Linked DNA regions of Homo sapiens: region 2 is linked to region 1. The links are chromatin loops, found by intact Hi-C in ENCODE. Cell type or tissue: IMR-90. All regions are shown on one strand. Links, peaks and the distances in the headings refer to the core of each region. The heading gives the core; the rest is flanking DNA. Region 1 has its middle 55 kb from the start of C17orf67. Region 2 has its middle 110 kb from the start of NOG.

Region 1 (15,975 bases), core at 4,634-12,633:
TCCATATTTCCACTCACCCACCCATCCATCTTTCCATTCATTCAACAATTATTCACTTAGTCTCATATGCTATATGCCAGGCACTATGTGAGGCACTGGAGATCCATCAATGAATAAGCTACACTTCCTCCCCACAACAGAGCTCACAGGACAAACAAATATCACCCATAGCTTGAATCCCCAATTTCATAACCTGTATGAATCCAGACTCCCTTCTCACAACTTATGGAAATTCCACTTTCTTCTTCTTGATCCTGTCTCCATTCCTGTGTCTATAGGTGTCATCCCAGGATGGTCTTGAGGCAGCTGGGACACAGTTCTAAGCCCCTTTACCATTTTTCCACAAGAAATACAAATCCAGCAGTGATGTTGTGGGTTTAGTGATTTGACTGTAGATCTGAGAAGCTACTATAAAGGATTATGTTCTACATGCTACAGCCTTCCACCATCTTGCTGCTTTCCCACCAATAATTGTCCAGTTCCCCAAAGCCCAAGCTATTGACATGGAACCCTCCCTGCTGCACAGACTCCTCGAAGTGTAATCTAGTCCTCACTCCCTAATATGACATACTGCCCCTGCCCCAGGACAGTCAGCTGTCCCTCGAATCTGGTAAATATAATGCGCTCCAACTCATGACACATGTAAATAGACTGCTACAATACAGAGAACAGAGAGCTCTACAACAGAGGTAAGTTCAGGATGCACACACAGAGGTGGCAGAGAAAAGCCAAACTAAACTAGTCTTGGGCTTCGAGAGTGGCTTCTGGGAAAGATTCTTAGATAAAGAGAGGAGTGATGAAGAGGATATTTCAAGCACAACAAATAACAAGGACAAAGACATCAGAAAGTTTACTGTGCTTTGCAATGGGGACAAAAGTGGTTCAATAGGACTAGAGGATACAGTACGGGGAGCAGCAGCAGACAACACTGGAGAGGGAGGCAGGAGGGGGTTGCCCATAAAAGGTGGGGCAGTCCATGCTCGGGACTCTGGACTCTAAGCTACAGCAGCAGAACTGCTACTGAGAGCTCCTAAGCCTAGAAGTGGCTTGATTTGAGAATCTTAGGAAGACTGTAGGGGCTGGCATATGGGGTCACTCAACCCTAACCTCAAGGCTGTGGGAGCCTCCAGCTCAAGGCCAAAATCATTACAAGGCAGCAGTCATTTCCCCTTCCAAGGAGTAGGTATGGAACCAGACCAGTCCTGGAGATTAAGGTTTTGTGATAAAGACAGACAGTCAGAGCCCAGAGTGGCCGTCCTTGTGTCCCCGGGGAGGTGGCCTAATGCCCACTCTGTTTTCTAACAACTTTTCTTGGGTATGTATCAGACCAAAAACTAGGTCCGCAAGATTCACGAGACCTGGTCAGAGAATTCATACTCATTTTCAAATGTCTTTGGTCAGCAAAATCTCACATGCACTTTTTCCAGAGTCCTTTCCTCCCCTTCACATCCCCACTCCCACCCAGCTGCTGCTAATTGTACAAGCCACATGCACTACAAGGGAAATGGAATCAGTCTGGTCCTGGTTCATTCACCTTTGAATCCTCAAATAGGCTGTTTTGTAAGAGACCCTAGACTTCCAAGACACCCTCGCAGGATCCCTTAGACAGCTTCTTGTTTTGAATCAGGAAATTTTATTTTGCCAGAACTTGATGTTCAAGCTCAATATTAATGTCAGAACCCACGAAATGTGAGCGGGTTCTAAATTTGGAAAAACATGGTCTCTAATATCTCCCCAAAGCATTCCTTCAGCTATTGACTTTGGAGGCAACTTCTCTATACTATGTAGCTGTCCATTGTTTGCTCTGAATGACACAGAGCCTTCAAACACCGGAGGTGCTTACTCAGCGGATCAATATATCATCACCCCCATCATCTGCATACATTGGTTGAACATCGTAGAGCAAATCCAACATACAGCCTGCTTCCTGTCTTGGCAAAGCCGCCGGATTGAGTCCTCTTTCCATGCAACACTTCTGCCCTGACTTAAACTTTGACTCCAGTGTCCTTTCTGAGCTATTTGCACTGTGAACACAGCGCCTAAAAAGATTTATTAAAAAAAATTAAAAAGCAGGGGGCGAGTGTCATTTTTAGAAAGGCGAGACACCCAACACATCCTACTCTGAGTAGATTTCTTTGACAGCTTGTGATGTTGCCTGAATGGTAAATATATCCTCAGACTCCAAGTAAATAGTCCGTGGCATGTAACTTGGGTATAAAAGAGGAAATTTTACACAACGTGGCCACAGATGCCTTGTCATTTCCCAGAAAATTAGAGGGTCTTCCAGTGACCCTGTAAATTTATCTCACAAGTACTCTTCCACAACTTCAGGAACAGATGGGGCCTGTTTTGATAATGTTTTCCAGTCCCCATAGATAATATGCTGGGGGTGGCGGGAGAGGGGGAGGAGCAAGACAGCCTGCTATTGCTCCCAGAAGCACAGCCTGTGGGCGATCTGTGTCTCTGGTCATCTGAAAGACACTTTGTTAGCACCAAGCATTTCATTGCTGAAGGGAGCAGCAGATAATTTTTTTTATTGGGTAGCCTCTTTACTAAAGGTTGAAGATGTGAAAGGATTGGCTAAAAGACAGGTTCAAACCCAGAGGATGGGCTGGAGTCAAAGAGAGACTGCAAGGCATCTTGAAGGCATCCTTCTGCCTCCAGGAAGGATCAGAGAGGTTTTGAACCCAGAGGAAGATTTCACAGCCTCTCGTGGCAACTTTTTTCAGCATCTCTGCAGAGATGGAGAAATACAAATCAATATCTTCCAGGTAGTAACTATTGGTTCACCTTAACCCAGGCCCTTCCATCAGTAATCATAATAGCTAATATCGACTATTCCCAGGCACTATGCTGAGCACTTGATGTGCTCAAGTTATATTCAGTGTTATATTCAAGACATATTTCAGTGTTAGGTGAAATATATCATCTATTCCTCACCACCCTGGATGCCAGAGGAGGAAAATGAGGATCAAAGAGCTCACAGCCACGTCCAGTGTCAGCAGCTGGTGAGGACAGAGCCGGGAGCAGAGGTATGATCTGTGCAAGTCTCTTGGGCGCTCTATGCCTGGGTTTCCTTACCTGTAAAGTGAATGGACCTAGTAACAATATAATACCAAGGCTTCAAGGGCTTTTTGTTTTTGTTTTTCACTTTTTCACTTTGTCTTTTTTGACCAGGTCATGGTTCTTATTTCCAACTCTCGTCATTCATTTGTCCATTCCACAGTGTTATTGAGTACTTTCTATTTATGTCTCTGCCATTTAGACTTTTAATCAGAGCCTTTATGATTAGCCAATTCATCGCCTCTTCACAGTGGGCTTTACACATCATTATCATGCCTTTAACAAGCATCTCGTTATGCTACTGTCTGTTTTACAAAAACTAACTGATATCTGTTGTTATTTGGCTGTTCACAAAGTCCCTTCACATACACTTACTCATGTCATCCTTATGAAAACACAGCAAAGAAAAGAAAAATAGATATAATATTGTTTATTATTATTATTTTCCTATTTTACCCACAAGTAAGATCCAGGCACATTAAGTGAATGCTGGAGCCAGAATTCAACCCCAGTCTTGTGATACATAAACCGGAACCCTTTCCACTACCACCCACAAAATAAATGTGGACATGGCCTTCCGGGAGCTGCCACAGAACAGCAGCGTTCATAGAAACACACCACAAGCACAGAGGGTGGGGAAGCTTGGTGGTTAAGCACACGGACTCTTAAATTAGACAGCCTTGGCTCTAAAACTTGCCTCTGACACTCACCAGCTGGATGACCTTGGGCAAGTGACTTAACCTCTTGATAGATCAGTTTCCTTATGGCTAAAAAGGGGTTAATAATAGTACCTACCTCAGAGGATGACTGTGGAAATCAATGACTAATATACATAAAGCTCTTAGGACAGTGTTTCAATTTAATTAATATCATCTAATTGTTATTTGTCTTAACATTATTATAGATGCACCTGAAAGCAAACAGAGGCTGTGAAGGGCAGGACAGAGTTGAGCAAAGAGGCCTACCTCCCCCACGGGGAAGAAAACTAACTGAAACTAACAGTCAAGAGATGTGGTTCTATTCCTCATTCTGCCACTTACCATCTGTGCAATCTTGAACCAATCAGTCACTTTACTCCATTTAGGTTTCCTCATCTGTCAGATGAGAAAAGTCAACCAGATTGGGTAGGGGAGGCCTAGCAAATGTCCACTGACTCCCTCATGTCATCCAGTGCCCCTGTAGACTCCGAGGGGTACACCCAGCCACCCCACTTGAATTAAGACTGACTAGTGAAGATACCCACTTAAGACCAGGTTGACCAGCTCATCCTGGTTTGCCTGGGACTTTCCTAGTTCTAAAATGAAAGTTTCATATCCCAGGAACATAATTCCAGAAAAACCAGGATGGTTGATCATCCTAATTAGGTAAAAAATTATATCATCTAGTCCATCATTTTCCCAAACTTTGCTGCTTATGTTACCACCACCATATATTTTGCCATAGCTGTGTAGGGAACTGTAAAATTACTCAAATACATTTACTTCAGAAGAATATATTACATCACTACTGCCATAGTCAGGATAGACCAGGTTAGCTGAGGCAACAGACAGCCCCACAAAGTAGGGGGCTGGAATATGCAGTGAACAGCACTACAATTGTAAAAGCAAACTAGCGTCGCTTGCCATAAAGTGAAGGAAAAATAAAAAATTGATGAAAATAAAACAACTATCACTAGGTAGCAGTGCTGGCTGAGGTTCCGTCTGGCCCCAGGGGCCTGCTCACTGTTTGTTAAAAAGGAGAGATAAGTAAGCATTAAAAAATCCTGGAATTTTCTCCTTTTCAGAGCAGGATTAAAAATGAAGTAAGTTCATCACTCTGTGATTTAATGTAATTTAATGCCATGTCTGTTTGCTACTTAACATTATCTCCCTGCCATCAGCAGAGCACCTCACACACATTTGGGAAGTTGGAATCAGAGAGAGTGTAAAGGTGAGAGGATGAAGGCTCGGTCATCCATTTAAATTTAGGGGCACTCCTCCTTCCAAAGCAGCTCTTCCCACTAATTAATACCTAATCCAGACAGGGCGAGGTGGCTCACGCCTGTAATCTCAGCCACTCGGGAGTCTGAGGCAGGAGGACCCCTTGAGCCCACGGGTTCAAGACTAACCTGGGCAACATATTGAGCTCCCTATCTCTACAAAGAAATTTAAAAATTAGCCAGGCATGGTGGCATGCACCTGTAGTCCTAGCTACTCGGGAGGCTGAGGCAGGTGTGTCACTTGAGCCCAGGAGTTCAAGCCTGCAGTGAGCTATCATCCTGCCACTGCACTTCAGCCTAAGCAATAGAGTGAGACTCTGTCTCCATTTTTATATATATATAATATTATATTATATATTATTATATATAATACTACATGTTATATTAATTTACTTAAATAAATTATATATATTAATATATTATTTATTATATTAGTATACATAACATATATACAAATATGTATAATACACTATATATATATATATACACACACACACACACACACACACACACACACACACCAAGTCAGACAGGACATCAATTGAGAGAAGATGCCCTTACAAACTTGCTTTTTTCAGGAATTTTCGCCTTGCCCCAAAGGCTACCTAGGAAGTACTATAATGGGCTAAAGGACAGAGAGGAGCACCCAAGAAAGGTCCTTGTTCCAACAAGATCACATGGGAAGAATTTCAGCAAAACAAAGCAGCAGCAAAGGACCTATGGCTTTTCGACCTCAACAAGGTTCTGCCAACTCCCCAAAGCAAGCTAAGAATGACTGAAGATACATCATGTGGCTGAAATTTCAAGTCACTACTATTTCTTCCAAAAACATAAAAGTATAAGAAATGGTTTGCCACCTAAGATTGGTTTCCCAAACAAATGCCAAATCATCCTGTAGGAGAGCCTAACCCCGCCATGTGTGGTCTTCCCTTATATGGCCCCTCCAATTCCAGGAACGCCATTCACCTTCTCCATTCCAGCACTGCCCTGCTCACTCGGTTGGGACCTCACCCACTCCATGGCATTAAATACCATCTATAAGCCAATGATTCACAATCTACAAGACCAGCCCAGCCTATCAGCTGCATGCCAGACCCTACCTGACACCTGCCCCTGGACATCTCACTAGGACCTCAATGTCAATTGAACACATGACCTGCTCTGCCCCAAACCCACTCCCTTCCACCATCCACTCTTCTGTTCAAACTCAAAACCTGGAAGTCTTCTGTGCTTCCTCTTTCTCCCTTGTTCCCACATCCTATCAATTCTGTCACCTAAATGTTTGTAGAATCCACCCACCTTCTCTGCCCTGACCCCTCCCACCCTACTCCAGGCCACATTCATCTCTCCCCGCCACCTACTACAGAGGTTCCTAGTTAATCTCCCATGCTGCCTTGGCTTCTCTCTAACCCTCTCCGCTCCATACTGCAGATAGGTACAAGAGGCATTTTTTAGATGTAAATCTCATTACCTTCTTCTCCTTGTTTAAAATACTTCTGCTGAATCCTATTACCCTTGTAATGAATCCTCAAAGCCTTACTGTGGCTATCAATCAAGGCTATGGATGGCCTACCCCACCCCTGCCCCATCTCTGCAAGCTCACCTCAACTCACTCTCCCTTCCCTGTTGTTCTCTCCACTCCAACCCTGCAGGGCTTTTCTCTGTTTTCTCAAACCTTCCACATGTTCAATTTCAGGGTCTAGCACAAGCTTGGAACACTCCACCTCCTCTCTGCCTAGCTACCTGCTGTTCATTCCAGACAGCAATCCTCTGGAGGCCTTCCCTGATCTCTGGGCCAAAATAGGGTCCCCTCACCCCTATATAAACTCCATAGCACTCTGAGCACACTGGCCTTCTCCTTCTCCTTCCCAACACTCAGCAGAACAGTAATTATTTTTCCCCGTTAGGCTGCATCCTCCATGGAGATGGACCCACCAATATCCCCACACCTAGTACTGTGTCCATGAATATAGCAAGTGGTTCCTAAATATTTGGAGACTGAGTGGTAACTGTGAGAATCACTCCCAAGCAGCCTGAGTCCCCACCCCCACAAAGAGATCTGAGTCTTCCTCTCCATCCACTTTCTGAAGAAAACTCAACAGTATGCATTTTGGTCTTGGAGAACGTGGTGTCTCGTGACACCACTGGGAATACTGACAAAAATGTGGCTGTAGTGGGTTCACCCAGCTCTCAGGAAGGAATAAGTGTCAGGTCATGCTGCATCATCCACAGGAAGAGCATGAGCTGGTGCTGACAGCGTGGGGTGTCCCAAGCCTTTGGTCTTGGGTTTCTCTTCCTAGAGTATTTATATCCATCCGGAGAAGCCGGCTGGCATCATTAATTGTGAGCGTGTGTCCACTCAAAGCAGCCATATACCAAATATATCGAGTATCAAGCCTAATATGGATATCCTTGTTGATTTATATATTGTTAATAAGCAACAAGAAGTGAATGCCTAAGGTGGGATGCCAAATGTTTGTCTTCCTTTGTCTTCTCAAACGTGCAAGGTTGTTGGTTTGGTGTACTGTTCGTTTTTCATGGAAGAATGACTTTTTAAAAGAGAAAGAGGGAGTTATGAGGCCCACAGTCATTTGATGAACTGAATAAGGACAAACATCCAGGTCACAAGTGGCAGCAAAGAATGCAAATTCTGTGTCCAGTGTCTCAAAATAAGAACCACTAACACTTAGTGGAGATTTGTGCCAAGCACCATTCAAAACAAATACACTAATTCATTTCATCCTCATGATACCTCTGAGAGGTAGGGGCTACTATTACCCCCATTTTGCAAATGAGGAAACCAAGACCCAGAGAGGCTTAAGTGACAGTCCAGTTTAGCAAGCAGTAGAGTTGGAATTTTCACCCAGGAACTCAAACTCCACAGTTCAGAAGTAGTCGGGCCCCATGGAGATCCATCCAGTCCAAAGCAAAGACAAACCCAAAGGCCCACTTCCAGAGGACTCAGACTACTGCCCTAATTTGGTCTTTTCTCTCTTGAGGGCCACAGAGAAACCATAGCCACAGTGCTGACCTCAAGGAGTTTACATTTTTGCAAGGAGATCAAACAAGAGCACAATGTATTTACAGTAACATAAATTAGTAAGTGTGAAATGCCATGCAAGGGATTTAGACGCTGCCCAAGGAGAGAGAGGTCTGAAGCATCGACTGATGGGTCTGTCTTCCTGCTCTGCCGTTGCCAGGTTCTGTAACTGTGGGCAAGTCGGTTGCCCCCGCTAAGGATAAACTTTCCAATCTGTAAAATGGGATGATGATGATGATGATGATGACGATGATGACGTCATTTCTAGTTCCTATCTCACAGGGCTGATGTAAGGATTAAATGAGAGAAAGCATGCAAAGCATTTAGGACAGGGATATGATATGTTCAGTATGCACCGGCCCTTATTTCTAGCAGAGGAGTTCGGGATATCATATATTCACTCACAAACATATATTAAGCACCTCCTAACAATGCACTAGGAACTGTGCCAGGTGCTAGGGCTACAAAGAAGAATGAGACAGTAGCCAGGCTTTCAAAAAGCTCATCCTCCAGAGAAAGGGACAGTGGGGGAGGCAGGCTGCCAGGACAGTAGGAGTCTTGAGTCCTTGCAAAAAGAATCGGAGAGGGTGCCTTGGAGGAGGGTGACGGGAATGCAGGAATGGGGTGAGGGTGTTTCCCACATGTACAAAGCAACGGCAAGCAGGCAGCTTCAGGGCTTCCTATCTGCCAAGTGGGTAGGATTGGGGATGGGCCTTGATGACCACACACAGTTGATTCCAGGGACACTCAGTTCGAGATTCCAGGCAGGTAGCTCTGATGTTGTGAAGTCTGCCTCCAAGTCCTGAAGTTCTCTTTACCTCCAGACTCAGCTTGAGACAAGAGAATAAGTACTGAACATTGAAGTAGAAATCCAAGTGGGTTTTTCTTTTCTTTTTTTGTGCCCTGTTATTTGCCTGTTAGCTAGACTGAGGATAAAACTGAATTTATGTCTCACCAAGGAGGCACAGGAAAGTGAAGAGAGAGAGAGATTATACAGGGTTTTTTTTTTTTTCCTTCAAAGTGTCTCCTCTGCAGACGCCTGGTGCAGCTCTGTCTCCGGGGAGCGGTTCACCCTCCAGAAAATATGACACTTTATTTCCTGCCCTTGTTTGCTAACACACCCCATTACCATCCATCTCAGTTTCATGTAACTGCCAACCGGCATTAACGCCCTCCTCCTCGCCGAGGCAGAAAATAGAAAAGGAAGAATTCAGCAGATTTTCCCCGGTGGCCCCCTCGGCGGCACCAAGATAACCAGCGCAGAAACCACAATTGGATCCTTATTCCTCCAGCCCAGGAATGCGAAGGACGGGACGGTTTAACCGCCTTCTGCATTTTCCTGCAAAGAGAGCCGGCTTGTTATTTCGGTTGTCTGGGCTCCCTTCTTTACTACGGAGAAAGATACATTAATTAATTTTTTTTTTTAATGTTAGGCAGGAAATGTTGCAAACTGTCAAGAGCTGTCAGCGGGCGCCTGCCCCAATCAGGTAAGCGGCGCGCGGGCGCCTGCGGCGGAGACACACTGACCCCTAGTGGCCGACCGGGCCCTCGCAGCCCCCGCGCCCGCCCTCGCTCCGGGCGGCCAGAGTCGCAGTCAAGTCGCTCTTTGCACAGAGCAGCTCTGTGTGGACTGGCGGGGGTGTGGCCGGTGCTGTGTCTCCACCGCCCGCCCCAACGCAAGCACGCGCGCACATACACCCCATGTCCATTTGCTCTTCCAAACCAGAGAAGCAATTTCTGCTCTCCTTGTCCAATTCCAGAGAACACAGATGCCTGAGAACCTTAAGCAGTGTGCCTCTGTGCTGTTGCTCAGGCATGTGCCTCTGCTCTTGAGGAGTGACGGGAAAGACAGACAGGGTCCCAGTGTGACACAGGGCTGAGAGGAAGGAAGGGGGTGGCGTTTGTGGAGACTCCCAGTACCAGACACTGTGCACACGGTTATCCCTTGGAGCCTGATGATAGCCCCAGATTTGGAAACTGAGGCCCCAGCTGTCACATGGCTTGTCCAGGTCACAAAGCTGATGTTTTTATTCATTTGTGTTGATTTTAATAAACAAATGTTTACATAGCTCTTGTCTGCCAGGCTTTCTTCTAGTGCTTTACCTATATTAAAATTACCTGTGTGGAATCCTCATCACAACCCTGTAAGTACTACTATTGCCTCCATTTCCCAGATGAGAAAACCGAGGCACACAGAGAGGTTAAGTAACTAGTGAGCGTGAGTCTAGTGTTTAATCTAGGCAGCCTGGCTTCAGAGTGCTCTCAGCCACTGCACTGGGCTGTGTGTGTATGTGTGTGTGTGTACCCCATGGATACTAGTTAAAAGGAGACCAGGATTCTAGTCTGCACATCACGGGCTCAAAAACCCAAGCTGTTCTGCGTGTACCTCCTTTGTTCCCTAAGGATGAAGTGCTACAGCAATGCAGGACAGGCGGCAGTAATTCTGGCTGTCGCAAAAGGAAGGCAACTTGTGGAAGAGGTGTCTGATGAACTCCTTGAAGACATAGACCGTGTCATCACCTTCAGAGCCTCATTCGCGCCTGGCGCACAGTGGGTGCTTAATAAAAGCTGAACTGGACTGGACCTTGAGGGAAGGTCCAAGGAAGGTGTGAAGGCAGGAGGGAGGCTAAGCAAGTTGCAAGAACCACAACACTGCCGTAGAGAAACACAGGTCCCCTAGCACTCCGTGAAAACACATTTTCAGACACACCCACACTGCATATTCTCTTTTTGGCCAGGACGAGGGGATGAGCTAACTGCAACTGAGCAGCTCCTACTCCACAGTGATGCGATTAATGCCACCTAAAATGTGTGTCCCCACTTTAGTTTTTCTTATTTGCATTTCACAGTAGCCCCATGAAGTAGGTATAACCAGCCTCTATTTTAACATGAGAAGATGGAGGCCTTTTCCAAATGGACTAAGTAATGTGTCTCAGGTTTTCCTAATAAGCAAAGACCTGCAACCCTGGCTTCCTGACTCCAAAGCTTATCCCTTCTCATGCTGTTGCTGTCAGCCAGGACCCCATGCGCAGAAAGCCCAGCCTCTCCATCCCCCACCCAAGCAGCTCTGGCCTTCTCTCAAGCAGCCCCTTGAACTGGCCAGGCTTGTTCCTGCCTAAGACCTTTCCCTGAGCCATTCCCTCAGCCTGAAATGCCCTTCCTGTACGTGGGTCTTCACACAGTCGGCTCCTTCCTGTCATTCCGGTGTCAGCTCAAATGTCACCTCCTCCAAAAAGCCTTCCTTGTCCACCCAACCTAAAATAGCCTTCCAGTCACTCTGTTGCATCACGGTTTTATATATTTCCCAGCAGGTATTAATCTCCGGTAATTTCTTATTCAGTTACTATTGTTAGACTCATCTCATGTATAATAAGGGGTATCAATTACAGAGTGCAAACCGATAATGTCCTAAGCAAAGTTCCAAAAGCTTTACTCACAGTGAGCCATGAAATTTTCACAACCACCCTTTACTGTGGATGCTGTCCTTAACCCTCATTTTACAGAAGAGGGAACTGAGGCAGGAAAGGTTCAGTAACCTGTCCAAGATTTCACCCTGAGTAAGCTGTGCTCTAGTCACTACAAAAACATCAGCAGAATTTGTAAATGGATAAAGGACTTAAATAGACATTTCTCCAAAGAAAATATGCAAATGGCCAATGAGCACATGAAAAGATGCTGACATTATTAGTTGTTAGGGGAATGCAAATCAAAACCACAGTAAGCTACCACTTCACACCCATATGGCTTAATTTTTAATTTAAAAAAAGGGGGTGGCAGGGGGAAATAAGTTGTTGACAAGGGCATAGAGAAATTGTAACACTTGTACCTTGCTAATGGGAATGTAAAATGGGGCAGCCACTGTGGAAAATAGTTTGTTGTTTCCTCAAAAGTTAAACAGAGAATTACCATTCGATCCAGCAATTCTACTCCAAGGTATATACCCTAAGGAATTGCAAACAGGTTCTCAAACAAAAACCTGTACAAGAATGTTCATAGCAGCATGGCTCACAATAGCTAAAAGGTGGAAGCAACCCAAATGTCTATCAACTGAAGAGTGGATAAATAAAATGTGGTATAACCATACAATGGAATATTATTCAGTCCTAGAAAGGAATGAAGTGCTGATACATGCTACAACATTGCTGACCTTAAGAACATGTGCTGAGTAAAAGAAGTCAGATACAAAAGGCCACATATTGTATGATTCAACTTATGTGAAATACCCCAAATAGGCAAATGCATAAGGATAGAAAGTAGATTGGTGGTTGCCAGGGGCTGGAAGGAGGGAGAAATGGGGAGTGACTGCCTAATGAGTAAGGGGTTTCATTTAGGGGTAGCAAAATGTTCTGGGATAGGCAAGGCGCAGTGACTCACGCCTATAATCCCCGCACTTTGGGAGGCCGAGGCGGGTGGATCACCTGAGCTCAGGAGTTCAGGACCAGCCTGGCCAACACGGTGAAACACCGTCTCTACTACAAATACAAAAATTAGCTGGGCACGGTGGCATGCGCCCATAGTCCCAGCTACTCTACTCAGGAGACTGAGGCAGAGAATTGCTTAAACCCAGGAGGCGAAGGTTGCAGTGAGCTGAGATCATGCCACTGCACTTCAGCCTGAGAGACAGAGCAAGACTCTGTCTCAAAAAACAAAAAAAAAAAAACAAAAAAAAAGTTCTGGGATAAATGGTGGTGATGGTTGTGCAACATTGCAAATGTACTAAACACCACTGAATCGTATACTTTAAAATGGTTAAAATGGTTAATTTTATGTTATATGAATTTTACAACCTTTTTTTTTAAATCAGCCTTGTCTGTCTGGTTCATCACTGCACTCCTAGAGCCTAGAGCAGTACAAGGTACACAGTAGGTCTCAGAATATATTTTTTATTTTTTAGAGAAATGAGTAAAGGGGAAGAGAACCCAGGTCTCCCAGGTCTCAGTCTCAGGTTCCTTTTGTTTTTAATTTTTATTTTTAAGTTCTGGGGTACATGTGCAGGATGTACAGGTTTGTTACATAGGTAAACGTGTGCCATGGTGGTTTGATGCACCTATCAACCCATCACCTGGGTATTAAGCCCAGCATGCTTTAGCTATTTTTCTTAATGCTCTTCCTCCCCCATCCCACCCCCTGACAGGCCCCAGTGTGTGTTGCTCCCTTCCCTGTGTCCATGCGTTCTCATTGTTCAGCTCCCACTTGTAAGTGAGAATATGTGGTGTTTGGTTTTCTGCTCCTGCATTAGTTTGCTAAGGATAATAGCTTCCAGCTCCATCCATGTTCCTGCAAAGGACATGATCTTGTTCCTTTTTATGGCTGCATAGTATTTCATGGTGTATATGTAGCACATTTTCTTTATCAAGTCTATCATTGATGGGCATTTTGGTTGATTCCACGTCTTTGCTATTGCGAATAGCGCTGCAATGAACATACGAGTCCATGTATCTTTATGATAGAATTATTTATATTTTGGGGGGTATGTACCCAGTAATGGGATTGCTGGGTCAAATGGTATTTCTGGTTCTAGATATTTGAGGAATTGCCACACTGTCTTCCACAATGGTTGAACTAATTTACACTCCCACCAACAGTGTAAAAGCGTTCCTATTTCTCCACAACCTCAATAGCATCTGTTGTTTCTTGTCAGCCTGAGGTTCTTTCCACACATGAAGCTTCAGGAAGCTCTATGCTGGTGGTTCCCAAACTCCAGCATGCATCAGAATCACCAGGAGGGCTTATGAAAATCCAGATGGCTGGGCCTCAGCCCCAGAGTTTCTGATTCAGAAGTGTCACAGACATCCGAACCAGGGTAACTCCATCTTGAATAAGAATTGAAGAAAGTCAGACCTGCTGGGTTACAATCCCAGGAGGCTATGCACTCCTAGTCACAAGATGTTTATGGCTGAGGGAACAGATTAATGATGCTTACTAATGGAACAGGACTCAGAACTTAAGGAAATCTCCTGATGTCCCAATATCTTAAGAACAAAAAGCATTCTTAGTTTAAGAATAGGTTTTGCTTTAGAGATAATAGTAGGTTCATAAATTTTTGCAAAAATCAATAGTTACACAAGAGAATAACAATACTAACAGCCTGTCACAAGCTTGTCATGAGCCTTTGTAGTAAAGCACATAAGGCCATTATTTTCAGCTCTGTTATCCTATACAAGCAAGCACTGTATTTGAGGTAGGGGCGTTCCTTCTCTTGCTTTTGGAGGACAGCCTACTCTGAAATAGAGCAGTCTTTAATAAGCTATCTTCACTACACTGCACTCTGCAACTTGCTGTAAATTCTTTCTTGCATGAGATCCAAGAACCCACTCTTGGGGTCTGGGTCGAGACTCCTTTCTGGTAACAGAAGATCTGAGTTGGGCCTGAGAGTTTGCATGTCTAACAGGTTGTCTGGGGGACACACTTTGAGAACAGAAGCTGTAGCTACTCATTAAACCACAAGAGAAGACAAGACACATATTGACATGACCTGGATGGAGGAAAAGCAGGGCCCACATGTAATTAGAAAGAGAAAGAGAGATTTCAACCACCTGAAAACTGAACCTCACAAGAAATAACTTGTCGATTTTAATCAATTGAAGAACCTCTGAAGCAGGAGCTTATTTGCTCTCCGGTGAGTTTACAGGTTTTGGGGGAGGGTAACTTGGCTGTATGACACTTGCTGGATCGTGGGAGTAGAGTCATGTTCTGATTTGAAATCAGAGAACTCACTGTGGCTTCCTGCCTCCACGCCCATCTGTTTCCCTGTATCATTGGGATAACATCCAAATTCCTTACAAAGGTCTGTGAGGCCCATAAACCTGGCCCCTGCCTGCCTCCCAGGCTCATTGTAGACACTGTCCCCTCACTCTTTAGGGAAGGCCACGGTGACCTTCTGGAAGCTCCTAGGACAAACCTGCTCCTTCCCCACCTCAGGGTCTTTGCACTTGCTGCTGCCTCTGCCTGCAACAACTCTCTCCACCTCCATCCTGTGCCACTCCTTCTACCCCCACCCTTCCCTGCCTTGTATCCCCACCTCCATCTCCTTTGTCAAGCTAATTCCTTGACAAATCACTGAAGGTACCCCCTCTTCCTAGAGCCTTTCCTGACAAGCAGCTCTGGGTGGGGTACCTGTCAATGGCCACATACCTGGTCATCTTGACTGCTCCTTCCTAACATTCAGCATACAATGTGTTCTTCCGTACTGGCCTCTGTTTAAGTGGGAGTTTCAGGAGTCGTCTCCAGTACCTAGTGCAGTGCCTAACACATAGGGAATAAATAAGCAAAGAACAAACAAACCAAGAAACCAGGTCCAGAAGCCAAAAGCAATCAAGGCCAGCCAGCATCTGGCATCAGAGCACTGTCCATGACAGAAAGCTGCCAGAGGAAGGAGGAGTAAGGGTTTGGAACAAAGTCCAGGTGGTATAGAAAAGTGCACCTTTGCAAAGAGCTTTTCCTTCGGACTGAAATGCCCTTCCTCCCCTTTTCCACCTGGAAGACGGCTTCTTACCCCTCCTGCTAAGTAAGCTTCCAGTAATGCCTTGTCTTGAGCCATCCCTAACCCCCTGCCTCAGGGAAAGAGTTATCATCGTACCATGTTTGCAATTCGGTGCTGGGGTGGGGCGGGGCAGGACATGGAAAGAACTCACCTCTCAACAAATAAATATTAGTGAGTGCTACCTATGCGCAGAGCAATGAGCTAGGCATGGAGATGCAGTACACTGAAATTGTCTGTGCCTCTCAGCTACTGCTCCAGCAAACAACAGCCACCTCCCTTATCCACGGGGAATGCCAGGACCCCCCAGTGGATGTCTGAAACCAAGCATAGTACTGAACCCAATTGCCGACCACATTTCTGTTCACATCTTCCACCCACATGTTTTAGAACTTTTCCATCTTAACGAAGCAT
Region 2 (15,975 bases), core at 2,811-10,810, 79 kb before region 1:
CTGCCTGTTGATGAATGAGCAGAGAAAATCTGGTGTCTACAAAGCATCCAGATAAGTATATAAGTACAACTTACGCACACACTTTACATTCAGCATTGTGACAGGCACTTTCAAAACCTCCTCACGGTTGACTTACAGCTCATTGGGCCCCCTTTTTGTAACTCCACAGAACTTTCAGGGATTTTGTTCTTTCCAACTTTTATTTTAGGTCTGGGGGTACATGTACAAGTTTGGTTTATAGGCAAATTGCGTGTCATGGGGATTTGGTGTACAGATTATTTCCTCACACAGGTAATAAGCATTGTATTTGATAGTTTTTCAGTCCTCACCCTCCTCCCAACCTCCACCCTCGGGTAGGCCCCAGTGTCCATTGTTCCCTTGATTGTGTCCATGTGTACTCAACATTTAGCTCTCACTTATACGTGAGAATATGTAGTATTTGGTTTTCTGTTCCTGCAATAATTCACTTAGAATAATGGCCTGCAGCTCCTTCCATGTTACTGCAAAGGACATGATCTCATCCTTTTTCATAGCTGCATAGTATTACATGGTATATATGTACCATATTTTCTTTATCCAGTCCACCATTGGTGGGCATTTAGATTGCTTCCATGTATTTGCTGTTCTGAATAGTTCAGCTCATATTTTTACCATCCCTCAAACCATGATGTTTTTCAGAGAATAGTATGTGTCATAGGTAACTGGAATCATTTTTTTCTGGGTGATTTGCTTTTACAACCTGCAATATCCTTGATCTGACAAAGTGTGGAATTATTATTGGAGCAGATCTCCTTGCTGTGAAAAGGGCCACTTATGTAGTCCTGTAGACATAAAGATATATAAAGCAAATAGGCACCTCATTGTCACTGGGGAAGGAGTTTTGAAGGTTTGTCAAAGGCCACCCTATCCCATACCTTTTGTTTGTGGAGCTCAAAGGCTCTGGTGAAGGAACGGGTAAATTTGTGTAGCAGATCAGCAGATCCAAATGGAAATCAATGCTTTTTAAAGACTTTACTTTTTTAGAGAAATTTTAGGTTCACAACAAAATTGAGAGAAAGGTGCAGAGACTTCCTCTATACCCCCTGCCCCCACACATGTTTAGACCCTCCCACTATCAACATCCCTCACCACAGTGAAGCATTCATTACAATCAATGAACCTACATTGACACATCATTCTCACCCAGAGTCCACAGTCTACATGAAGGTTCACTCTTGGTGTACATTCTGTGGGCTCTGATAAATACATAATGATATGTATCCACCATTACCATATCATACTGAATAGTTTCACTGGCCTAAAAATCCTCTGTGCTCTGCCTAGTCATCCTTCCCCCTCCCCTAACCCCTGGCAACCAATGATCTTTTCACTGTCTCCAGAGTTGCGCCTTTCCCAGAATGTCATGTAGTTGGAATCCTACAGTATGTAGCCTTTTCAGTTTGGCTTCTCTCCCTTAGTAGTATGCATTTAAGGTTACTCCATGTCTTTCTGTGGCTTGATAGCTCATTTCTTTTTAGCGATGAATAATATTCCACTGTCTGGATGTACCCCAGTTTATTTATCCATTCACCTCCTGAAGGACATCTTGGTTGCTTCCAAGTTTTGTCAATTTTGAATAAAGCTGCTGCAAACATTTGTGTGCAAGTTTTTGTGTGGACATAAGTTTTCAATTCATTTAGTTAAAAACCAAGGAGTGTGGTTGCTGGATCGCATGGTAAGAGTATGTTTAGTTTTGTAAGAAACTGCCAAACCATCTTCCAAAGTGGCTATACTATTTTGCATTCCCACCAGCAATGAATGAAAGTTCCTGTCACTCCACATCCTCACCAGCATTTGGTGTTATCAGTGTTTTGGATTTCCGCCATTCTAATAGGTATGTAGTGGCATCTCATTGTCATTTCAATTTGCATTTCCCTGATGACATATAATGCAGAGCCTTTTTGTATGTGCTTATTTGCCATCTGTATATCTTCTTTGATGGGGTGTCTGTTAAAGTCTTTGGACCATTTTTTAATCAGGTTGTTTGCTTTTTTATTGCTGAGTTTTAAGTGTTCTTTGTATATTTTGAATAACATTCCTTTATCAGATGTGTCTCTTGCAAATATTTTCTCCCAGTTTGTGACTTGTCTTCTCTTTCTTTAGACATTGTCTTTCACAGAGCAGAAGTTTTTAATTTTAATGAAAGCCAGCTTATCTGTTACTTATTTCACAGATCATGCTTTTATTGTGGTATCTAAAAAGTCATCACCATACTCAAGGTTATCTAGATTTTATTCTGTGTTACCTTCCAGGAGTTTTATAATTTTATATTTTACATTGAGATCTAGGATCCAATTTGAGTTAATTTTTTATGAAGAGTGGGAGGCCTCTCACTAGTTTCAGTTTCTTGCATGTGGGTGTCCAGTTTTCCAGCATCATTTGTTGAAAAGGCTATTAGATCAATGCTTTTGGATTTTAGATTATTCAAAAACCTAAAGAATTGAGGTTGTACAGTGAGGTCACTTGAGCAGAAAGGACATGAAGGCCCTCCCAAGAAGGAGCAGAAAAACGTGCCGTGACTTTGACTAGAGCCGGAGCTGAGAATGTCAGGTGGAGATTCATTGCTCCAGCAACTAACGTGGCAAAGGTGGACCCAGGACAGCTAGGGCCTCACCAGCTTCCTGGTGGCACACCTGCATCTGATAGAATCCCCAGTGGGACTGGATCTAATATGAATAAGCATTTGGAGGGTTGCAACTATAAGTTGAAACTCCATCATTCCTCTTCAGTTCAATGTGGGAGCGTAGACACCAGGAAGGAAAGGCAATCTTCTGATGGAGAGACAGGGTTATGATCAGTTTCAGCTTGAATAACACAGGAAGCGTGGGCTTATTTTTTAGCTTAAGCACGTGAAGCAAGTTATATGAATGAAACTATTATTAATTAATAATTATTATTTACAATATGACATTATTACCAGTAGCAGCCGACACTTATCAAGTACTACTATGTGTGGAGCACTGGACTATGCACGTTGTGTAGATTATCACATTTACTCTACAGAGCTAGGAAGTAGCAGCAACGACTCATTTGACAGCTGAGGAAATGAGACCCAAAGAGGTCAATTAAGTTTTCTATAGTCACTCTGCCAGCATGCAACAGGGCTCAGGTTCAAACTCAACTTGTCTCACTCCAGAGCCTGAGTTAATCACTATTCATGTTTGAAAATAGAGTTTCTTCTTCTTCTTCTTCTTCTTCTTCTTCTTCTTCTTCTTCTTCTTCTTCTTCTTCTTCTTCTTCTTCCTCTTCTTCTTCTTCTTCTTTTTGAAACAGAGTTTCGCTCTTATTGCCTAAGCAACCTCTGCCTCCTGGGTTCAAGCGATTCTCCTGCCTCAGCCTCCCGAGTAGCTGGGATTATAGGCATGCATCACCACGCCCAGCTAATTTTGTATTTTTTGTAGAGATGGGGTTTCTCCATGTTGGTCAGGCTGGTCTCAAACTCCCGACCTCAAGTGATCTGCCCACCTCAGCCTCCCAAAGTGCTAGGATTACAGGCATGAGCCACTGAGCCCGACCAAATTTCTTCTTTTAATAGCAGTGTTTCAGCTGGTTTCTGACTGCAAAGTTGGCTGGGTGTGTGTGGCTTCTCCCTCTGCCTGTAGAAACTCCATCATTCCTCTTTAGTTCAATGAGGGTTATCCAGGATTTGCTGGATACTACGTTCTCTGCCTCAATGCTCCCTTGCCAGATGGCCTTCCTTCAGCAGTATATTAGTCAAGTTGGGCTGCCAGAACAAAATACCATAGATTGGGTGGCCTAGACAACAGAAATTTATTTCCTGACAGTCTGGAGGCTGGAAAGCCAAGACGAAAGTCTGGCAAAGTTCGGATCCTGGTGAGGACTCTCCACCTGGCCTGCAGACAGCTGCCTTCTCTCTGGGTCCTCACATGGCAGGAGAGGGGAAGATTTCTTGCTCTTCCTCTTTTTATAAGGCCACAGTCCTATTAAATTAGGGTACCACCTCATTTAACCTTAATTATGTCCTAAAGATCTTATCTTAAGATATAGTCACATTGGGGGTTAGGGCTTTAACTTATGAATTTGGAGGGGACACAATTTAGTCCACAGCAAGCAGTTACTTTTTTTTTCTTTTTTCTTTTTTCTTTTTTTTTTTTTTTGAGACAGGGCCTCACTCTGTCACCCAGGCTACAGTGCAGTGGCATGATCGCGGCTCACTGTAGCCTTGACCTCCCCAGCTCAAGCAACCTTCCTGCCTCAGCCTTACAAGTAGCTGAGACTACAGGAGGGCACCACCATGCCCAGCTAATTTTTTTATTTTTTGTAGAAACAGAGTCTCCCTATGTTGCCCAGGCTGGTCTTGGACTCCTGAGCTCAAGCAATCCTCCTACCTCAGCCTCCCAAAGTGCCCAGGCCAGAGCACAGTAGTGTGATCTCGACTTACTGCTTGTGCCTCCTGGGCTCAATTGATCGTCCCACCTCAGCCTCCCAAAGTGCTGAGATTACAGGCAGGACCCACTGCACCTGGCCAATTTACTCTTTTTTTTTTTTTTTGAGACAGGGTCTCACTCTGTCACCCAGGCCAGAGTACAGTAGTGCAATCTCAACTTACTGCCTCTGCCTCCTGGGCTCAAGTGATCATCCCACCTCAGCCTTCTGAGTAGCGGAAAGTACAGGCACGTGCCACCATGCTTGTCTAATTTTTGTATTTTTTTAGAGATGGGGTTTTGTTATGTTGCCTAGACTAAGGTTATTCTTATATTCTTTAAAAGAATGAAATTTTCCATGAATGTCTACTCTCAGGTATCTCGATGACCACAGACTTTAGATCTTAGAAGCATCTTAGAGGAAATCAAGCCTAAATTCTTCTTTATTTTACAAATTAATACATGTGATTCCGAGACATTAGGGGATTTGCCTGGAGCCATACAGCTGGTTAATGGCAGAGCTGAAACTAGAACAAGGTCTTCTGATTCCAGTGGTGCAGTGGCACCATTGCAAGGTCTTGGAGGAACAATGATGGTGATGATGATTCAAGACCCTACTGTTTGACAGGCATAGTATGACTTATTTTATACACACCACCTTATTTATTCTTCACAATAGCCTGGTATAATGGGTACTATTATCCACCCATATAGATGAGGAAACAGGCTCAGAGAATGAGATACCTTACTCAAATTCACACAGCTAGTTGGTAAGGGGGGCCTGGATCCAAATTCTGTGCTCCTTTGATTTCACTATGCTCTATTTCCACCGAGGAAGTGGGTTCCCTGGTGGGGCCAGGGAGGTGGCTCTATGGCTATGAGCCAAGATTTTAGGCCAAGTCAAGGTCATGGACTCTTGGGATCAGCCCTGGGGCCAACAGGCTGCCAGAAGTGACAGAACGAAGAAAGGAAAGGAAGGAGAGAAACAGGAGACAAATCTTGATGGCTTCCCCATATTGCCATTGTCCTACTTGGGGAGTTCCACCTTCATCTGTTTTACCCTTTTTTTCCTTTACCTTCGAGCTCTACGTCTCTTTATCAGTAAACTAGCCTTGCAGACAAGTGCAAACTGTGCCAGCCCTTAGGCTGCAAAGGAAATGAAGTTGGCATTCTGTAGTCCTCACCTGGCATGAATCACACACAGCCCCAAGGGACCGGGACAAGGCTACATGTCAGACTGATGGACTATTGTCTGGAGCTTTGAGAGAGGAAAAAGGGAAGGCTGCTTGCAGGAGAAAGGTGAACAGGTTGGCCCCGGCCCAAGAATGACAGAGGCGCCTTGCTCCTGCCACCCGGCTCTGCTCCTCTGGCCCAGGAACAATAACAAGGCGCTGTCAGGAAGTGACACTAAAATGCCTTTCCCCTTATACCTCGTTCAGCCTCTGGCAAAAGGAGGTTCCCGGAGGGAATATTTTTAGTTTGACAAATGAAAGCCTGGGACCGAGGACAGGAGGGATAAAGGGAGCTCTTCTCTGACACTCCTGGAGACGGGGAGATGATGAGTCAGATACAGAGGGCTTAGGCACGACTTCTCAAGACATTCCTCAGGCATGAGCACAAGCCAGCCGCTCGAATTCCTCCTGCAAGGCCCGCCACCCGGCAATCAGGGCGGAGGGGCCGGGCCAGAGGAGCAGCTCTGCTCTGTCTTCCTCTTGGCACATTGTTGGACAGCAGCTTTGGAAGATCAAAGCAGCCGCCTGTGTTGCTTTCCGGAACTGGGACTCAGGAGGCCTGGGTTCAAGTCCAGGCTTCACCATTTGCCGGCTGTGACATTAAGTGTCCTCATTTCTCCCTTTATGCCTCAGTTTCCTCATCACCAAATTGAGAGTATTATAACACCTTGGAATTATTATTATGAGGTTGTACATTTGGAAAAAAAAACCTTGAGAATGCAGTGTTTAAAAGCATTGGTTTTCTGTATTGCTCCCAGTACCCCATATGCAGATGGACTCAAAATCTCACACTGGTGGCCACGTGCAGTGGCTCACGCCTGTAATCCCAGCACTTTGGGAGGCAAAGGTGGGTGGATCACCTGAGGTCAGGAGTTCGAGACCAGTGTGGCCAACATGGTGAAACCCTGTCTCCACCAAAAATACAAAAATTAGCCAGGCATGATAAATAGGTGCACGCCTGTAATCCCAGCTACTGGGGAGGCTGAGGCACGAGAATAGCTTAAACCTGGGAGGCAGTGGTTGCAGTGAGCCGAGATTGCACCACGGCACCCCAGGCTGGGCAACAGAGCGAGATTTGGTCAAAAAAAAAATCTCACACTGGTAACAATAATAACCAGTACCTATTGAGTGCTTCTTACTTACCAGGCTTGTGCCAACTTCTCTCACATCCAACCCTCTCAATAGTTCTGTGAGGTAGATCTAATCGTTTCCACCTTCTAGACAAGTATACTGAGGCTCAGAGAGGTGGCATGGGCTGCCTAAGGTCACAGAGCTAACAGATGGTAGGCTGACATTAGACTCCAGCTCCCCCAACTCTGAAGCCCACTTTTCTTTTTTTTTTTTTTAATTATTATTATACTTTAAGTTTTAGGGTACATGTGCACAACGTGCAGGTTTGTTACATATGTATACATGTGCCATGTTGGTGTGCTGCACCCATTAACTCGTCATTTAGCATTAGGTATATCTCCTAATGTTATCCCTCCCCCCTCCCACCACCCCACAACAGTCCCCGGTGTGTGATGTTCCCCTTCCTGTGTCCGTGTGTTCTCATTGCTCAGTTTCCACCTATGAGTAAGAACATGCGGTGTTTGGTTTTTTGTCCTTGCAATAGTTTGCTGAGAATGATGGTTTCCAGCTTCATCCATGTCCCTACAAAGGACATGAACTCATCATTTTTTATGGAAGCCCACTTTTCAAATCCCTGTGCTGGGAACCCTCAGCCTGGGCCTGTACCCAGCAGGAGAACAAGATCAAGGCAGTGCGCTGGGCCAGGCACGAACTGGGGAGCCAGAGGGAGGGGAAGGAGCAGAACAGATAAAGAAATCGGAGGCGGAGCCAGGGTTCAGATGCAGAGCAGCAAGTTGAAGGAGCAGGGAAAGCACCAGGGGCTGGAGCCTGGAACCCTGGCAGCTGTCCACACTTGGTACAAACATGCTTACGGCAATATGGTGGATTGCTGGGGCAGGGAAGGGGGGGTGCACTTAAAAGTCAGAATCCGCTCATCTGATTGGAAGAGAGAATGAGGCAACTAACCATCTGTAGATAGGCTTATTTCTCACTTTTTAAACAGCTGGTTTGGGTGGGTGCTCCTAGGGACTCAGCGCAAAGTCATTGGGTGAATTCTACCCAAAATATGTAAAGCCATGATGAGCAACCCACCCCACAGGCCACACGTGGCCCACCTAGTGTCATTGGGTCCATGATTTAATTTGGGGATGAATAGTAAGAGGCCATCAACGTGTACTGCCTCTCAAAAAATTCTGATAGTGATGATATTTCTTGTTGTTAAATTCAGTGTTACTTCACTCATTAGCATCCTTCTCTTACGTAAGTGATCTAACTCTCGAGAAATCACTTTTAATCCCCTCGTAGGACTTGATACAGTTATTTTGTTTTAAGCAGAAAACAAAAGATGGCTCTTAAAGTCAATTATTGTCTTCTTTAATTCACCCTCAGGAAGGAAGGAGAGGGTGAGAAAGGGAGGAAGGAGGTAGGGGGGAAGAAGAGAGGCAGGCAGGCTACCACTGATGTTGAGTCTCAACATCCTCAAACTGCAGACCATGAACTCTTTTCTCTGTGCACTCATAGGAAGGTCATCCTACTGCCTCCTCGGCCAAGCTAAAACCCAAGAGACTTCTCACCATTCCTCTCTCTCCTTCTCCCAGGGATATCACCCCCAGCATCACTGCTAGGGCTTAGGATATCACTAGTATTCCCAACATCACTCAGTGTCTCCCTAGAAGACCTGTGAGGAGTCTCCTCTCAGACCTCAGTGTCAAGGCAAACAGCAAGTGGCTGCTTTTACCCGGTAGGTGATGTGAGCGAGCGTGTTAGAGGGTCATGTCCTCATGTTTGCGTTGGTCACTGAAAATGTTGAGAGTGGATTTTGCATCTTTCCTTTCAGGATCTCACAATGTGAATGTAGGTTCTCCTGCAAGTGTCCCCACTGACAAGACATGGGACCTTGGGCAAGTCATTTAAACTCTGTGAACCTTATCTGTAAAAGAGAGTTAATTACCACTTGCCTCATACGGCAGATGTGGAAGTGAAATTTAGATGATAGATAATAGATAGATAGATGATAGATAGATAGATAGATAGATAGATAGATAGATAGATAGATCACATGTGCCTAGCATATAATAGGTCATCAATAAATGATAGGTGGTGTTACTATTATCCACAGCAGCACCCTGACACACTATGTATACTAAATTTTCTTTTTTTTTTTTTTTTTTTTTTGAGATGGAGTCTCGCTCTGTCACCCACACTGGAGTGCAGTGGTGCCATCTTGGCTCACTGCAAGCTCCGTCTCCCGGATTCACACCATTCTCCTGCCTCAGCCTCCCAAGTAGCTGGGACTACAGGCGCCCGCCACCACGCCCAGCTAATTTTTTGTATTTTTGGTAGAGATGGGGTTTCACCGTGTTAGCAAGGATGGTCTCAATCTCCTGACCTAGTGATCCACCCACCTGGTCCTCCCAAAGTGCTGGGATTACAGGCGTGAGCCACTGTGCCCGACCACTAAATTTTCTTTTACTGCATTTCATTCAACTACCTTTCTTTTTCTATTTCACAGAATCTCTATCTTTTTACTTTTCATCTTATGGTAGTATGTGTTTGTGAGGTTTGTGGGAGGGAGTTGCAATCCACCTTAATATTGTGGAGCAGAGCAGGTCAAAAAAACCAAACAACTGTAATACTAAAATGAGGACTGTTTTTCCCAGACTCTGCAGCTAGGTTGAAGTTGTTGTCAAGCTCTTTGACTGCAGAATCTCTTGAATATTAAGGAAGGTGGGGCATGGGGGTAGGTGTGGAAAGGACACCAGTGAGGAAAGAGGGATCTTGCTTGGGATGCAAGATTGAGACCTACAGGAAGTAGGGAACCTTTGCCATGCCAGGGCACTTCCAGGAGCTGATGGCTTGGTCTTCCTTTCGATAGCCACTGACCAGGTTCTCTCATGGGGACATGGTCTCAGCGACCAGCTTTTCCTGCATGTGCTGTTCTCCTGCTCCCAGCTGGCCCACCCTCTCTTCCATCTGTATGCTTCTGTTTTCTTATGGTTTCTACAGCCTGCTTCTTGGGTTCCAGAGGGCCCAGGGGGCTATGACACCCTGTCTGTGTGTCATAAACCTTCAGCTTCAGCCACCTCTGCCACCGGCCTCCTTCTCCTATCATTTCCTAGGTCAAATTCTCTAAGGAAGAAATATGATGGCATACACTCATCCTTCTCTGAACCTGTGTCCTAATGGTGGACTCTATAAGGGATGCCACTGAGTCCCACCCTTGGGGATTCTATGGGGCCAAAGAGTTGGGATGGGGACAGAACATGGAGTAATCAGCCACCTATTTGGCTGCCCCTTGAGCAGGGATATGAGAGATATGGCTTTCCCCTAACAGGGAGGCCCCGTGGTTGACATGTGGGGATACCTTGGCACTCCCAAGTGGCCTTCCTGCAGTCTCCACCTGTACTTACGCTTTGCCCTCAGGGTCTAGACTTGGGACACAAATCCCAGCCCCACCACTGACCAGCTGCTTTGTTTCAAGCAAGAATTCTTTCCGACTCTCAGATTTCGTATCTGTGAATAGTGATCCTCATAGTATCAACCTCAAAGGGTTGTGATGTGGAGTAAATAAGATTATCGGAACACAGCCTAAAACATAGCAAACACTCAACACCTACAAGTTGCTATTTATTGCGATTGCCATTAATACAATTCAGAGTTGGGTAGAATCAGCTCAAATCCCATTTGAGAACTCTTTAAGCCTCAGTTTCTACATCTATGCCAAGGTACTTCTAACACCTTCCTTGCAGGACTGGTGCAAATGCTAATGTATGCAGCGATCTCAAGCAGTACCTGGTAGACACTAATATTAACAAATGCTTACTCTTTTCTCCCTCATTCTTTATGAGGTGCCCCTTGACTGTTTTCCTAAAAAGCCATTCTCCTCCCCATAAGGTACCTCTAGAAGTATCCTATAAAGAGCTCATCCCTTTGGCTCTTGGAACCAATCATTGGCTAAAAACTCATCCTCAAGAAGCCATAAGATGGTAGAATAGGTAGGAAACTTGGAGTCCCACTGACCTTATCATTTACAGATGGGGGAAACTGAGGCCAATGATAAGAGGTAATAGACCCATGTGAGAAAGGGGCCAACCCAGAAACAAGACCCTGCCTCTCCTGATTCCCAGTCCAATGTTTATGCCACACTTTATTTGCCCTCAGTAGATTTCTCCATCTGAAGTTCCCTTTCTCTAGTCATCAAATACACTCACGCCCACACTTGTGCTAGCAGAACCATCCCTGTGAAGAATTAAAAGCAAAGACTTTGAGGCAAACTGAAAGGGGAAAGAAAAACAGCCCCAGAGACGGCGGGAAAGCAGCAACAAGCAGGCCCACAGCCTTGTCCCTCACAGAGCCAAGCCCATGGCTTAGCTATAACAAGAGTGACTTGGGAGTTATTAAGGAAAGGAGCCTTTAAACCACGACGTCATAAGAATGGCGGGTGTCTGTGGGCCTTGAAAGAGAAAGGGGATTAGGCCAGTGTTTAAGGCTGAGCCGTTACGGCCTTGAGGTCCCCAAAGCAGACCACCTGCCCTGCCTAAGAAATGTTCACCAAAGCACCAACATGAGAAATGAATGTTTAAATTTGACATTATTAAAAACCATCAGCTCCAATTTCAAAGGCTGACAAGGCTGCCCCTGCTCCCCTACCCACCCAGGCCCAGCCCATCCCACCAGAACAACTAACCCGTGACATCAGAGCCTGCCCTGGGGAGATAGTCTGGTAAATTAGCACTATCTACAGAGGCGGAGGATGGAGTTACAACCTCATCAACTGGGGAGAATTCGGGACTCCCTGGCTTAGCTCACACTCCCAGTTGCTTGTCACAATGCCTATGCCCAGAACTTCTGGGTCTTGACAGCAAATCTCTTGCCTCCTACACTCCTACAGAGTGGGATCCCAAGCCCCAGAGAGGAGGTCAAAGGCATCCATGGGGAAGGCAGGTGGGTTCCCAGCCACTAGCCCTCTCAATCCCACTTGCTAAAATAGCTCAGAACTTGCTCTCCCTTTCATCCAGGGGTCCCCAACTTGGGCTAAACTTGGGATGCTGCCCAGGTCCAGAATCTTGACACTGGTGTTTTTTCAAACCGCCCCCCCCCGCAGGAGACAGCAGTGAGCAGCCATGGTGGGAGCCTCTTCTGCAGTCAATCCACCCTTCACACTGCAGCCAGACTGTTCTCTCCAAAGCACGGATCTGTTAACACATCCAAGGGGAGGGACCCCAACTCCTTCCCTTGGGGTCCAATTTCCTTCTCCACTGACCTAGTCCTCCACTTCTGCCCCATCTGCTTTCACTCCTCCTTACACTCTAGTCATTGGCCTGGTTTTTTTTTTTTTTTTTTCCGTCTTTTTTTTTAATTGAGACTGGCTCTGGCTCTGTTACCCAGGCTGGAGTGCAATGGTGCGATCTCGGCTCACTGCAACCTCCGCCTCCCAGGTTTAAGCGATTCTCCCACCTCAGTCTCCCGAGTAGCTGGGACCACAGGCGTACACCACCACACCCATCTATTTTTTTGTATTTTTAGAAGAAATGAGGTTTTGCCATGTTGCCCCGGCTGGTCTCAAACTCCTGAGCTCAAGCCATCTGCCCGCCGCAGCCTCCCAAAGTACTAGGATTACAGGCGTGACCCACCTAGCTTGGTTGGATCTTCATTTTCTTTCTTTTTTTTTTTTTTTCTTTTTGAGATGGAGTTTCACTGTATTGCCCAGGCTGGAGTGCAGTGGCGCTATCTTGGCTCACTGCAAACTCTGCCCCCTGGGTTCAAGTGATTCTCCTGCCTCAGCCTCCCGAATAGCTGGGATTACAGGTGCCCACCGCCACTCCTGGCTAATTTTTTTTGTTTTTAATAGAAACGAGGTTTCCCCACGTTGGCCAGGCTGGTCTCAAATTCCTGACCTCAGGTGATCCACCCTCCTTGGCTCCCAAAGTACCATAATTGCAGGCCTGAGCCACTGCGACCAGGCTGGATGTTCATTTTCTAAACAAACCACCTCTTTTGACTTTGGGGCTCCAACTATTCCATCTGCCTGGAATGCCGAACCTTGCTCCCACCCATACCTAGGAAAGTTTTCCTTAACTTTCAATGCTCAACATGAATGTCTCTCTTGCCCCACACCGTATTCATTGTTTCCTGGTGATAGTCAAAACCCATCCTTCAATAGCATTCACCATGAGGTAGTTGCCACATAAATGGTAATTTTACATATTTTAATTCATTTCATCCTCACCACAACACTTCAAGGTAAGTATTAGTATCATCCACACTTTACAGATGAGTAAACAGAGGCAAGGAGACATGAAATTACTTGCTCAAGATCACACGGCTAATGACTGATGAAGGAAGGCTTGAACCCCAGCCTCCTGGGTCCAGAATCCACTGTGCTATAGGCCACCGCATAGTGCTACCTTTTCTTTTCTTCCTCGATTGTAGAGAAATAGAGAAAAAAGAAAAACCAAAAAGGAAATCTTACCCACCAAACACCAAGCTCCTTGAATGCAGGAGTTGTCTTTTATTATTATAAGTATTACAATAGTCTAAGTATTATTATTCAGTATTATTAATAGATCACTACATTAGTAGAAATTACAATTACTCTCACATATGTATGGATTATTCTCTCTGTGTGTGTAAATGCATTATCTTCTCTATAACTCAACAACCACAGGAGGACGTGTATTATTTTTACTTTATAAATAATCTGATTTATCTATAGGCTTTGTGAAGTTAACACCCAAAGTCACCCACCCCTACCCTAAATTCTCCACTACTTAGCACAGTCAAGATGCAAAGTCAAGACTCAATGATCTGTTTGATTAATCTGAGTGTCTCATTGTAGGCCTCTACATTTGAGTTCTAATACAACCTATTAATACAAGATTGCAACTTCCAATAACTAGGAGCTATTACCTCCCTACTATGTGCCAGGAGTTGTGCTGAGGGCTCCATTGGCATCAATTTGTTTATTCTCAAAACCCACTGGGGCAGGGCCCATTGTTTGACTCATTTTTCAGATGTCTCACAGAGACTCGGAGAGGTTGTGTGATGTGCCCCAGGTCACAGAGCTGGCTAGAAGCAGGGCCAGTGGAGGAGCCCTGCTCTTTGGGGGCTGTGTTCCCAGGCTCTCTTCTACACTGAGAATAGAAGCACCAGAGACAGAGGTGGGGAGGGGATGGTGCGGGGCAGAGGGGAGGGGGAGGCTATGAGAAGCATTCCATCAGATACAACTTTCTCAGACATTTCAACGGATTCCTCAGTCCCTGTAGGACCATATTGTCTCTACGGCAAATGATGACATGAACCGTCCAGTTGCTCCCAGCGACATCTTACTTCTGCTCCTTCCGGGCCCCTGCACAGGCCCCTGTGCATTCCTGGTGACGTCACCCAGCTGTGCTCCCTCATCTCCCGAAGGAAGCTCTGTCACAGTCAGGAAGGGGGAGGGACGGGCGGGGGTGCAGAGGGATGGCACGGAGACAGGCCGCCTCTTGGCGCCTGAAGGAATGCGTTCTAGCCTGGCCGAGTTTGGGGAGGGTCCTCAAGCAGGTCACTTCCCGATGATCAGAAGGTGGACGCTGGGGCCTGAAATGCCCAGGCTCGAGATGAAAAATAATCCAACTGAATAAATAAATCACCAAAGAGAGCAGCAACCACTGTCTGCCAAGAAATTTAATCCTGAATGTGGAGAGAGTTGATGGGGGTTGGGGGACAGGGAGGGCTGAGGTTCTGAAAAGATTTAATTGGTGATAGGGCCCTAAGAATATGTAAATAGTCTCTTGGTTTCTGTCCTAAAAGGAGAAACAGATGCCAAGGACTCCAAGCTGAGCTTTCTTATGAAAATCACTAAGACCCCAGAATGCCATTTAAAATGTATATAATTTGATTGTTATCTCCTATGGGGAAGGGCTCCTTGCTCAAAGTTTCCTTTTACATCAGCCCCCGCCCCCCCATTGTAAGACTCAAGGCTCCATTTTCTGTCCCCCTTTCCCCCTTCCCCTCCTCCAAAGCCCTACAACCAGCTCCAGTTGGAGAAGGCAATGGAATGTTCAGTGTGGGGGTGTGCACTTTTAAGCTCTCAAAAGCCTGTGGCTAAACCTTTAACTCAAAGACAATAGAAATAAGGTTAACAATTTCCAAGTCCAGCCTCTGCTAAGAAATGTCCAGTGGCAAGGAATCAGTTCCCTGTTTCTCCCTGGGAAGCCAGTCCTATTAGTTTGGACATTACTGATTCTTAGACTGCTCCCCCATATGTTGAATTAAATTTGTCTCCTTAAAACTTTTCACTTTTACTCCTTGGCATGACACAAACACAATGGATCATTCTTTCCCATGGCAAGCCCTTCTAGAAGTGCTCTGGGGGGTCAGATATATCGGTGAGCATGGTGTGGGAGGCTGAATATGCCCCCCAAAGCAATCCACATCCTAATACCCAGAACCTGTGGATCTGTTACCTTACCTAGCAAAAGGCAACTTTGTAGATGTGATTAACATTTGTAATCAGTTATCTTGGACTCTCCAGGTGGGCCCAATATAATCACAAGGGTCCTGATAAAGAGGGAGGTGGAAGGATCAGTCAGAGAAGGCCACGTGATGCTGGAAGCAGAGGTCGGAGGTCGGAGTATGCAGGACATGAGCCTCTAGAAGCTGGAAAGGATAAAGGGACAGATTTTCCCCTAGAGCCTTCAAAAGGAACACAGCCCTGCTAACTTATTTTGGACTTCTGACCTCCAGAACTGTAAGAGAATAAATCCGTGTTGTTCGAAGCCACTAAGTTGGTGGCGGTTTGTTACAGCAGACTTAGGATGTTTTAACTCTATTACAGCACATGGGCCAGGTAAAAGACACATGTATCTGTATACAGAACAACACATCAACCCAATTTGATTCCACTCAAGGTCTTTGCACACGCTGTTCCCTCTGCCAGGAAAGCTCTTCCCCTAAATCGTCACACAGCTCCCTCCTTTCACCTCTGTGATTTCTGCTCAAGCTTCAGGTCCTCAAAGACCCTTTTCTGGATGCTCCATCTAAAATTGTGCCATGCATGTCACCACCACTCCCTAGCTGTTCCAGTGTTTTTCAAACTGCAGGCTGCAATCCATTCCTAGACTGTACAACCTATCTAATGTGGCCCATAACCAGCATCTTCTACAATAAAACAGAAGAGAAAATATCAGAACACATCATGTGTAATAAAGGTAAGTAGTGTTTCTTCACATTTTCATTTTTCTTTTTTGTATGCTTGTGTGTACATT

The links. Peaks named below come from ENCODE experiments on the same cell type or tissue, not always from the same donor. Only the 100,000 strongest peaks of a DNase experiment are listed, where the experiment ranks them.
Region 2: it touches region 1 in a loop (2.7-fold over the local background); 9 of 110 quality-filtered maps call a loop at or near these places.

What each region holds. Positions count from the first base shown.
Region 1 is chr17:56,770,784-56,786,758 of GRCh38, forward strand. No RefSeq gene overlaps it. Among named protein-coding and RNA genes, the nearest start is that of C17orf67, 55 kb to the right of the region's middle. RefSeq lists a silencer at 9,518-9,757 and an enhancer at 15,706-15,975. In IMR-90, for the core only: a CTCF peak has its summit at 9,612 (motif pointing left); DNase peaks (open chromatin) are centred at 7,248 and 9,598; H3K4me3 peaks cover 360 bases; H3K27ac peaks cover 250 bases.
Region 2 is chr17:56,693,653-56,709,627 of GRCh38, forward strand. No RefSeq gene overlaps it. Among named protein-coding and RNA genes, the nearest start is that of NOG, 110 kb to the left of the region's middle. RefSeq lists enhancers at 5,071-6,047, 5,072-6,271, 6,048-7,024. In IMR-90, for the core only: no CTCF peak of the experiment used is centred there; a DNase peak (open chromatin) is centred at 6,019; H3K27ac peaks cover 460 bases.